Regions from separate parts of the Homo sapiens genome. Here all the other regions are linked to region 2. Evidence: chromatin contacts called from ENCODE Hi-C or POLR2A ChIA-PET data. All regions are on one chromosome and are shown on one strand. The core of a region is the stretch at or near the end of the contact, and the rest is flanking DNA. Distances in the headings are between cores, read along the strand shown. Region 1 holds the start of BAG2 (BAG cochaperone 2). Region 2 holds the start of CENPQ (centromere protein Q). Region 3 holds the start of ZNF451 (zinc finger protein 451). Region 4 overlaps DST (dystonin).

Evidence for each region. Hi-C counts contacts between places; a loop is a spot of excess contacts on that map. ChIA-PET counts read pairs that join two places held with the same protein, here RNA polymerase II (POLR2A). Pooled maps may share reads with other maps.
Region 1: a loop to region 2 is called in a pooled map, with 12 times the contacts of the local background. The contact joins the promoter of BAG2 here to the promoter of CENPQ in region 2. A Hi-C loop is called at or near these places in 3 of 50 pooled maps.
Region 3: a pooled map shows a loop between it and region 2 (17-fold over the local background). The contact joins the promoter of ZNF451 here to the promoter of CENPQ in region 2. A Hi-C loop is called at or near these places in 5 of 50 pooled maps.
Region 4: a loop to region 2 is called in a pooled map, with 5 times the contacts of the local background. The contact joins the enhancer-like site here to the promoter of CENPQ in region 2. A Hi-C loop is called at or near these places in 1 of 37 single-sample maps with no recorded cell type and 2 of 50 pooled maps. POLR2A ChIA-PET finds 5 or more read pairs at or near these places in 1 of 52 experiments (endothelial cell of umbilical vein).

What each region holds. Positions count from the first base shown.
Region 1 is chr6:57,171,015-57,173,714 of GRCh38, reverse strand. It overlaps BAG2 (BAG cochaperone 2), which reads right to left and starts at 1,389. Exons shown (of 3, transcript NM_004282.4): 1 at 905-1,389. The coding sequence starts at 1,017. ZNF451-AS1 (ZNF451 regulatory antisense RNA 1) reads left to right here and starts at 1,502. Exons shown (of 4, transcript NR_110742.1): 1 at 1,502-1,641; 2 at 2,617-2,700. RefSeq lists an enhancer at 485-1,242 and silencers at 977-1,246, 1,297-1,376.
Region 2 is chr6:49,462,076-49,464,775 of GRCh38, reverse strand. It overlaps CENPQ (centromere protein Q), which reads right to left and starts at 1,406. Exons shown (of 9, transcript NM_018132.4): 1 at 1,323-1,406. It overlaps MMUT (methylmalonyl-CoA mutase), which reads left to right and starts at 1,523. Exons shown (of 13, transcript NM_000255.4): 1 at 1,523-1,673. RefSeq lists enhancers at 540-1,439, 1,784-1,853, 1,440-2,340.
Region 3 is chr6:57,088,825-57,091,524 of GRCh38, reverse strand. It overlaps ZNF451 (zinc finger protein 451), which reads right to left and starts at 1,337. Exons shown (of 15, transcript NM_001031623.3): 1 at 1,251-1,337; 2 at 631-714. The coding sequence starts at 1,271. RefSeq lists a silencer at 1,279-1,348 and enhancers at 769-1,651, 1,519-1,668.
Region 4 is chr6:56,541,484-56,544,183 of GRCh38, reverse strand. The region is part of intron 61 of DST (dystonin); the gene reads left to right. Among named protein-coding and RNA genes, the nearest start is that of COL21A1, 300 kb to the right of the region's middle. RefSeq lists enhancers at 1,104-1,523, 1,228-1,993. Within about 2 kb of position 1,328, at least 40 of the 41 ENCODE cell types and tissues checked have a DNase peak (open chromatin) inside an H3K27ac peak, as active enhancers do; they include endothelial cell of umbilical vein, where a contact is called at or near this core.

The DNA.
Region 1 (2,700 bases), core at 140-2,639, 7.7 Mb before region 2:
AACTACACCTGCTCACAAAATTTACACAGTAACTTGAGACAAACGTTCACAGGAAGTAGATAAAACTTTTCAATACACCGTTAAAGTCTTTCCAAAAATCTATTAACATTAAATTGTTTAGAAATTCTATACAAGTCTACTACTGTATTACCAAATAAATTCTTAAGCAAGAAAAGGGGAAAACTATCTTTTCATGCTTTCAGGCCAGTAACTAGCACTTAGTCTTCTATGTAGGGAGGTGCCCAATAAATACCGAGAGACGAACGGAACCGCTGAATCCCGTCCGCGAGGTTAGGGGAGAAACAGAAGCGGCAACGTCTCTGCTGCACGAAGCACCCGGTAACTTACTGCCTACCCCTCACTCCTGTCTAATCTTTGCTCTCAATGGATTGCTGGGTTGGTTTTGTTTTATTCATTTTTGTTCTGAAGCAAGGAAACTTAACTTCACGTGGAGGGCCACTGTAAACTGCTGCCTCCCTTAAAAAATGCATAACGAGAAGAGTAAGTTAAAACGTTTGGGGCCACACAGAAGGTTCTAGAAGTTCTGCAGACCCAAGCTGCCACAGTCCTTAATCGCATGGAATCTCACTGTAACTTTTATCTCCTCTGATTTTTTTCCGCTCCCTAACACCTAGGTAAATTAATCAAAGTGTGGCCACCGATAACGCCCTCACAGGTTTAGCTTAAATCGAATGCGTTTTCTCTCGGACTAGGGGAGATAATCCAAGAAACAAACAAAACTACACCACGTCCATCCACAACAAATCTCAACAAGCAACTTCGGTTGCCGCAGCCTCACTGTGCCCCAGGCCCCGGCCCGCCACACGCGGCCTCCGTCCGCTAACCGCCCGCGAACCGCCCGCGCGGCGAGCAGAACGCCCGAGACCGCCCGCCCGGAGCTCACCTGAGCTCCAGCTGGTCCAGGCTCTCCAGCAGGCGGCTGGAGCGGTCAGCCATGGAGGAGGAGCGGCAGAAGCGCCCCTCGTTGGCTTTAGCGTTGATCTTCGCCTGAGCCATCTAAGCCTCCGACGCGGGGTAGCCAAGAGGTCACCGGCCCCTCCGGCGGCAGCGAGTGGAGCGCTCCTTGGGCTGCAGGCGTCGCCGTCACCACGCGGGCGCCCGCCCTCCCTCTGACGCCCGCGGGGGCAACCCGGGAGGACTCGCCGACACCGCGGCTGCAGCGTAGCCAAAGAAGGGCAGGCGCGGCGCCCGCGGGGCTCGGGGACGCCGGGCCTGGGAGGGGGCTGCAGCGGCTGGAGTTAGAGGTTCGCGAGCCACACGGGCTCGAGGATGGGCCGACAGGGGCTCGGGCCTGGGGAGCGCAAGTCTCTGAGGCACGGGAGGGGCGGACGCAGAGACCGAGCGCCTAATGTGGCTAGCGGATCGTCTGCTCCCCGGACCCAGGAACTACCCGAAGCCCGCGCGGACCCACAGACCACCCCCAGCTCCGCCCCGCGAGGCCCCGCCTCTTCATGCAACCTAAAAGTAACCAACTCCCCCCACGCGAAGGTTCCTATCGGTCGACGGGCTGTGGGTGTATTGCTCAGTGACGGCTTCGTTTAGTTTCTCCCAGCACCCATAATTCAAAGCAAGAACAACGACATTATGGGGAGAAAACGTCCTTTTGTGAAACAGAAGGCAGTAAGTACAGCTCGTAGGCAGCCCACACTCACCTGACCTTCCTGTTACCACTTTATACTGAGATGAGAGTAATGAAAGCCCGGACAACACTGAAGCTATGAAGTAAAAAAGAAAAAGCTACTCCATCTTTCCCTGTCTAGCTAGATGTGGGAAGCAAAGTGAATTTACTTCATTTTTACCATTCTAATTTTCTTTTGTTTTTGAGATGGGGTCTAACTGTCGCCCACGTTGGAGTGTAGTGGCGCGATCACGACTTACTGCAGCCTCGACCTCCCGGGTTCAAGCGGTCCTCCCACCTCAGCCTCCCAAAGTGCTGGGATTACAGATGTGAACCACCACGCCTGGCTTAATGAAGGGGTTTTAAATTTTTGCTATTAAAATTATTCCTGTTGAGCGAGCCGAGATCTCGCCACTGCACTCCAGCCTGGGCGATAGAGCGAGACCTTGTCTCAAAAAAATAAATAAATAAATAAATATTCTGAGTGAAATAATTGGCATTAAAAAGTCCTCAACTTTTAAAAATCCTGTTAACAAAAAAGATGCAGTAGGCCTCTAGGTCAGGCACCAGCTGTCGGTAAAAGACGGAATAGAGCTGAGGATACAAAGATTAGTCTACTTAAAAAGTTAGGCTTTAGTCCCCTCTCCTGATAGCTCTATGCCTCTCATTGCAAGGATGACAATGTACAGGGCACAGAAAATGATAGATAATAATAGTTTAAAGCTGAGCCACCACCTTTAATCAGAGATCAAAGCCATTTAAATACTTGAACAGAGTTGAAGCCCTTAAGGCTGGATCCCAATTCCCTCTGAACTCATTTTAAATCCTAATTAACTCTTGGGGTAGGGGATTATTTGACCTTATTAAAAATAACTTTATCATGACACAAACGAAAACAAAACACATTTTGTGAGTGGTTTGAAAGTCTATCAAGTGACTTTAGAATCATCCTGAACTCTTTTTCTCTCTTATCCTAGATCCACACCATTAGTAAACCCCATCAATTTTGCCTTCAGAATATATCCAGATTCTTCCCAATTCTACCGCCACCATTCTGGTTC
Region 2 (2,700 bases), core at 157-2,656:
AGTGGAGCCTGAAGATGTACCTGAATTGCTGCAATCTCATGATAAAACTAGTGGAAAAGAAGTTGCTTCTTATGAATGAGCGAAGTTCTTGAGATGGAATCTACCCCTGGTGAAGATGCTGTGAATATTCTTGAAATATCAACAAAGAATTCAGAATATCACAAAACCTTAGTTGCTAAAGCAATGGTAGGGGTTAAGAGGATTTACTCTAATTTTGAAAGAAGTTCTACAGTGGGTAAAATGCTTTCAAACAGCATCACATGCTACAGAGAAATCTTTAGTGAATGGAAGAGTCAACTGCTGTACAAAATTCATTATTTTGTTATTTTAAGAAACTGCCACAGCAACTCCAATCTTCAGCAACCATCACCCTGATTGGTCAACAGCCATCAACATCAAGCAAGACCCTCCACCAGCAAAAAGATTAGGACTTGCTGAAGGCTGAGATGATTAGTAGCATTTTTTAGCAATAAAATATTTTAAAATTACAGCATGTAATTTTTTTTTACACATAATGCTATTGCACACTTAATAGGTTACAATACAGTGTAAATACAACTGTTATATGCACTGGGAAACCAAAAAAATCGTGTGACAGGCTTTATTGGTCTGGAACCGACCCCGCAATATCTCGGAAGTATGTTTGTACATTATTCATAGAAAAAGTATTATTCTAATAACATTTTGAAATATTTAGCCAAAAAGTAGAAAAATGAAGCATCCAAGGGAAAACAGTAAAACTCGGACGGCAGGAAAGCTCGGAAAAAACACAAAAAACCTGGCGTGTTCAGGGACAGGATAATCCAGCGAGGCTTTTAATGTGTATAGGAGAAGTGAAAAGAAATAAGGCTGGTACAGTAGTTTGCCGCCAGACTATATGCTTTAGGAGAGAGGGAGGCATTCTAGGTTGTCTTGTTTTTCTTACCAGCTTGTTGATACTCATGGGACTCAATTACCTCAATTTAGACCTCTATGTGGGCACAAGAGTGAGTAGGACTCCTGGAGAAACACAGACACTAATGTCCAAGGCTGCACTTGACTTCACTAGTGCCCGCGGGAGAAATTTAGCAATGAGGATGAGCCATGAGGATGATTCGGGAGAAATAGGAAGTATTCATGGCTTTGCTCCCTCCCCCCTAATCAAACATCTCAATCTCAGGATCCTAAGGGCAGATCTTTTAGGACATCGGGCATTTCCCCGTAAGCAATCCCCCCTCGCTATCCTCAAATGCAAACTGCGGAGTCTGCCACAAACGCGTTGGCTTTAAAACTCATCCCTGAACTTTAGATCCACCCAGCCGGTTAAGGATATCACGACTCACCACTGATTCTTCTTGCACCCTTCTGAGAGCCGCGCTTAGAGTAATTCGCGCCCAAACATTCGTAAACAGAGGAGACCCGGAAGTGGGTGGGAAGAAAGCGGAAACGGGCATCTAACCCTACCCCTAAACGTCATCAGGAATGCGCCCATGAGAGCGCTATTAGATTGGCTGGAGGGAGGGCGGTGTCGGCCTACGCCCCCAGAGTCGTCCGGCTGACGCTGGCGGTGGCGCGGTTTGTGTGGGCTTGGTGAGGGCGGGGAGGCCTGGCTGTGTGGATGTCTGACAGGTGAGGCGGGGGACGCAGAAGTGCAGCCGCCCTCTCCCACAGCGGAGTCCAAAACAGGCCTACCAGTGAGTAGGACGTACACCTTTCAGATCGCTCCATTCTTCTGGCTCCTGTCCCTCCTCTACCCCTGTATTTTGAACTTTTGTCCTTTCTCTCCCGCTCTGTCCTTTACTTCTGTCTTCTTTACCTTCCTACTGTGACGGGATCCCACTCTCTGCCTTCTCCTTAGGTTTAGATTTTCACTTCGACCAACCTCTAGTTTTGGGCGAAGTCCCTGGCAATTCGGAGGTACTTCTGGAAAGAAGGTGCTTTTAATACTTTAGGGGCCATGTCGGTATCTTCTTTGGCCACTTAAGCACCCTGAACTGTTCCCGTTGGCAGAGGTCACTTTTTGTATGGTTCCAAAGGGATGCGCCTGCTTCATGGCTGCCTCCCTTCTAGGTTGTGGGTTATGTTATTGTCAGGGTTTTTCTAAGAGTTTTCGGGAATAAAAGTGATTTTCTGTGTGTAAACAGGATTAAGAGTGTAAACAGTGTTAAGAGTGAGAGGTAGAATAGAAAAGACAGGTCTAAATTGACATAAAAGCTTACATTACTAACTCGTTCTCAGTTTTATCTAGAAAGAAGGTGGTCTTAGGGAAGCTCGAAGCCCTGGATAACGTATGTGTGTAAAGTTTTAAACCACTTGATGATTTTCTGCCAATATAATTTTGTGTTTAATGATGTACTTATGCTAATATCAAATATAATTTTCATGCCCTATGTTTCCATCTCCAAACCCAACTAGTTGAACATCAAAGTACCTTCTTGAAGTATTAATGTGCAATCATACGTCAGCAGCCAAAGCTTGAAACTTATTGGTTCAAGAAATCTTTTTCTCACTGATTTGTTTTTGAGGTGTGGGGGTGGGATTAATCATTGCTCTTTAACTCATTTTAGTTGTCAGTAACATATTTGCTTTGCATGTTGCTTCTTTGAATGCTTGAGGCCTCTCTTGATGGTCTTCTGAGAAAATTCAGAGGTCGTATTGCCATCCGCAGTAGTTGTGTTTTTATCTAAAAATGGTGTCTGTTTCCAGCCTCCACCAATTCAC
Region 3 (2,700 bases), core at 88-2,587, 7.6 Mb before region 2:
TAGGCCCCCGCCTGGAAATTCTGATTCGGTAGGTCTGCAGTGGGGCCCAGGAATCTGCCTGTTTATACTTACTAAGGCTTGAAAACTACTGTCTCAAAGGGAACAAACTCAGAAAAATAGAGCATGTTCCCAGTGATGTAGGATTCTTCATTATGAGCATCAACTGTACTATGCCGTAACATGATGATCTCAGAGGTTAGAGAAATCTTCAAGCTATTTGCCTTCATGTTAGAAGCACCATAACGCTAAGATTCTGGGCTCTCACAACCCTTCCTGTTTTCTACGTCCTTGCTCATCATTAGCAGCTCCTTCCTCCGTGTCGCCTTTAGAAGTTACTCTTGCTCCATTTCAAAACAGCGTTTTAGACACCAGCGTTTTTATCTTAAGTTTAAATGAAAGGCAGGGGGCGAGATTAAGTGTACAGCACGTTCTTTAGGACGTGCTCTTTGTGATGGCTACGGGGGTGGCTCAGATAGCTCTTTTGGTAAATTTCCCAATCCTGCGCCATGCTCCAGTGTCTAGTATGTATTAGACACTCATGAACATTAAATGACCAGGTGAGGTAACATTACATAATGGCCCACCATAGTCTTTTACTCTGGGAAAACCCCAATCATCATTGCTACTTACACTGACAAACTGAATGTCGTCTTCATTTTCATCCGTTGTTGACTCAGATGCCTCAGGGCCAGCTGGAGGGACAGATTCTATTATCTATAAAAACAAGCCAAAACATGCTTATCTGTTCAGCCACATTCGTGTAGGAAGAGAGCGTTTCCGAAAGGAACAATTAAAGACAGAGAGCTCTTGAGGAAAACGAACTGAGCACAATTTCACGGAAACCCGACTAGGAACGGAACTCGAGCTCTGGCTCTTGCCACAGAGTGTGCGGAGCTGCAGGGACCCAACGCTGAAAACGCGTTAGTTACCAGCCTCTCACAATTCCCCTTATCTACTCCAGGAGGAACGCAAGCTCAACACCGAAGGGCAATCCTGCCTTAAAACGTCGCTCCCACTGGCCCAGCCGCGGCCACAACGAACGCCAGGGCCCGTGCGGGGGGCCGGGCGGCCATTGTTGCTGCGGGTTCCTCGCTCAGACACGCACCAGGCCCCAGAGCTGGGCTCGGCCCAAGACACTGAAGAGGTATCGCCCCGAGGCTGCGACGGAGCACCAGGCCTCAGACCGCAGAAAACACAAACCCTTCGCGGTTCGCCTCTGAGAACGCCAGGACCCTCACTCGACTACTCACCTCCGACCCCGGGTCTCCCATGTCTCCGACGGCCGCGCTGACAGCACCACTGCTCCTGCTGTCCCTGCCGCCGCCGTCGCCACGAATCCCCTTCCCGCCCTGCACCGCCTGGCGCTACCGGGACCCGCCCCTGCGTGAGCGCCGACGCCACCGGCGGAAAGAGACGCAAAACCTCTTCAAAGGAGGAGCGGCCCTTACTGGCCCGCTATGCCCCCGGAGCCGCTTTCTCTCACTCCCGGGCTTCCTTCCCCGCGCCGCGCAGGATGCTGGGAATTGTAGTTCGGGTCCGCCCCGAGACCGCCCCTCGCCGGAGAGGAAAAGAACCATGCGCCTAAAAGACGCCAGCTGCAGTGGGTGGGGCGAAGCCAGGGGCCAGCTGGGTCCTGTGAGATAGCGAAGCACTGGGAAGATGTGGGAGGATGTGAAGGAGGGTTTGAGTTGGTATTTGTTTGGTTTTGGTATGGTTGTGAAGCGCAGCTCATTGATTTTTCTGTTTTAGCCCTGAAGGTGGGTGGTGGGAACGGATTTCTCTTTTTTTCCTTTCATTTTTAAATTTATGTATTTACTCATTTTTGAGGACAGGGGCTATGTGGAGGTTTAGCTGAATCCTAGGATCAGGAAAGAATCTGAAGTATCCTTACATTACACACCTCTTCCCTAGCGTCAGTCTCCCAGGCCCTGCCAGTATTAATACACCTGAGGAAGAAAATAGGGATGGGAAATCCAGGGCCCAATAGGAAAGGGAACCGAGGTCTACCTAACTATCACTAAACCCTAGCCAGTGATTTTGAAATGCACTTTTTCAATATTCTCAGATATACTGAGAGAATATGAGAGATCTATTTATAGACTGCTGTAAGGTTGACCTTTTAACCTTTTGTGTGTTCACACTCATAAACCAGTCTATAAAATAGATCTTTTATATTCAACTATGCATTTAATCTGTTCTCAGGTAATACCTTACCAAAAATTTAAAAAGGTTTTTTAAAAAAACACACCAATCGTTGTCAATAAAGTTTATGAAAAGAATTAAGTGATAACATTATTTTAGGCCAGGCGGGTCCTCACACTCTGGGAGGCCGAGGCGGGCGGTTCACTTAAACCCAGGAATTCGAGACCAGCCTGAGCAATAAGAGGGAACCTCGTCTCTACAAAAAATACAAAAATTAGCTAGGCGTAGTGGTCCTTGCCTGTAGTCCCAGCTACTCAGGAGGTTTAGGTAGGAGAATCGCTTGAGGCCGAGAGATTGAGATCCAGGCTGCAGGGAGCCAAATTCATGCCACTGCACTGCAGCCTGGGTGACAGAGCAAGACACTGTCTCAAAAAAAAAAAAAAAAAAACACAAATTATTTAACATCTCAGATTCCTGTTTTTGTTTGTATGCAAAACTACCATCTGATTGCCTAAGCCTGTAGTAATTATTGTTTAATATTTGACATTTCCTGCATTT
Region 4 (2,700 bases), core at 79-2,578, 7.1 Mb before region 2:
AGTGCCCAATCCACTGTTCAAGCGTGGTAAGTATGAGACCATTTTTCTTTCTCTTATCAGTGCCTTATTACAGCCTGTGTGCTTGAACACCACAGAATCAGGTGCTTGTTGAAATATTTCACGTCTTGAACATGAAAAATTGGCATTGATATTGTGATGTGGATGGATATTTTTAAATCTCTTTTTCTTTATAGATAGTCATATATCTAGTCAACTTAATGATGGCCACATACTGAGTTGCATCTAATAATCTAATAATTGTTGAATGGATGAGTTACCGATAGAGTTTTCATTATGAAAAGATTTTTTTAAAAAAGATTCAACTCTTAGATTTATCGAATGAATATTGAGATAACGTTTTCTCATTAAAGGCACAAAAGTTTCCTCCCACATCTTTTCTGTAAAATTAACAAAGAAAGTATAAAGTTGTTTTTACTAGAACTGCCTTCTTCATTTGGAGTTAGCACAGTTTTGTTCATGTTCAAATGATTATTTTATGAGATTGAAGAAAGACCGCTTCATTTGTAACTGACACTCTGACGATGTTTCTTATTTTGTAAAATAGAGAATGTTTAGATTTTATTTAAATAAAACTATTAAATTTCCTACAAAGACTAAGAGTTGGCTTGCTGAATTTATTTTCAAACAGTATTTTTAGAAGGGTGTTCAGTAGATAAAAATCTGTGGAGGTGATTTTGTTTATTAAATATCTGGAGTCAGTGAGTACCACTCTTGGGCCTTGTGTTAACCTCAAGAGTACTGTATGGTTATTAGTAACTACTAATATTCATGTCAGCAGTGCTGAGAGCCCCTCACTGGTAGGAATACTTTACTCTGGAGAACAGTTAGATTTGAACTTGGGCTTCAAAAGGGAACGGCAAAACACTCTCGACTTCAAAGTGATCTGCACTTTGCATCGCAGATACTGCTGAAGCATCAGATTCTTCAGTGTAAAAGTGCGGTTTCAACTGAAGGATAGGGACCTATGTAGCCCCCCTTTTCCCATTTAGTATTCAAATGAGTGCGGTCTCTGGACCTTCACAAAATAATTTCTTCGCGGATCTCCCGGTGCCAGGTTCTGCCTCCGCAAGCCCTACGGATCCCCTCCCATTTTGAAGTAGTCGGCGGGGTTTCCGCGGTGTTTGAACCTGAGCTGTCCCTCTCCCCAGTGGCCGGACTCGGCCTGCTTTGCGCTGATGTCACCACAAGCTGTTACATTGCAGCCTCTCGGCTTCGAGGTACCTCCCACTGAAACCGCTCGCCGACTCCCGGGAAGAAGCGAAAGATGACTGCGAAGTTAAGTCACGGGAGGGCGTAGCACCGAAGTGGTAGAGAGCTGCGGCTCCGGAACGCCCGGCAGGCCCAGAGACGCAGCAGATGGTGCCTGAAGAGAGAGGGCGTTGCTGCAAGCGCCCTGGCTGGAGAGCATGCCTGCCCGGCACCGTGCTGCCCTGAGGAGCCGCGGACAGCCCCGGAGCTCCCTTCCGGAGTTCTTTCTGCTGCCTCCACCGCCACCGTCTCTCTCTAGCCCCAGCTGAAATGAAGGCCATACCGCGGCCACAGAACTTGGTTCAGTTTCAAAGGCTAATGTAGTCCCTGGGTTTTCTGCTCAATGTGAATTACGCTGCCTGTGCCTTAGAGGAAGCCGCGGAGCTCTTCGTTGCTGCAATTGCCTCAGGTGGAATAAGCCTTCCTAAGGAGGACCAGATAAGAATCTTTGGAAATGGCTTTTTTTTTTTTTTTTTTTTTTTTTTTAAAGAAGCTTAGTAGTACACCATGCTTTCTGTTTACTTTAAACGGTTGCTGGATTGTACTGCCCTGGGTGTCTAAAAGTCTGGTGTTTTTTTCTTTCTTCCTTTGAGTAGTTCTGAATAGCATTGAAGAAGCTTAAAACAGGAAGAAAACCTGCCTTTTCAATCAAGTTTATTTATAGCTACTCCCCCCTCCAAAAAAAAAAAGTAAAAGAAAAATGTAACTTTCTCATAACGTTAGACTTAACTTATTTTTCTCTGAAGATTTGTTCTGTGCCTTGATGTGAACAATACCAGGTCCCTGTGTTTGTCTTTTAAATTTCTGGAGCATGGTTTATTTACCAGAATGGTGGAGTTCTGCAAGCCATCTTTAAGTGGATTACAGTTAACCAGAGCTCTGCCGAAATTAACATTCAGGCTGTTAAAATGCTTGCTCATTTGGAAATTTTAATCTGGAAATATCAGACTAAAAAGGGAAATGGACTGACAATGGAATGTTCTGAGTGTTTGAGCCACTGTTAAGTGTGTGTTTGTTTATTTTCTGTGTTTTGGAGTGTGTGAACGGGGACTTTGGGAGCTGGGAAAGGTGGACAAAGGAGATTTTTGTTCTCTGTTATTGATGCACTTTATTGTTTAGAATCATCCTAAAATCAACCAGGTAAAAGGATAGTTGCATTTATACTGATGCACTGCTGATGACCTTAAACACCTCATGTATTATGAAATATATTATTTGAGCATGTGTCTTTATGCTAAAGACACTCCATAGCTCTGTTCAGAAGTATACTTTTTTGGAAGATGCTTTATCTTATTTCTTATCTGTGTCAAGAGCTGCAATATTTGTTTTAACTATCTGCAAAATGGGGAAGCCACTCAGCAGACCAGACTGTTTACGTCAGAATCCCCCATGTGTAGGGAAGGGTGAAGAAGAGGAGGACCTAAATATCGA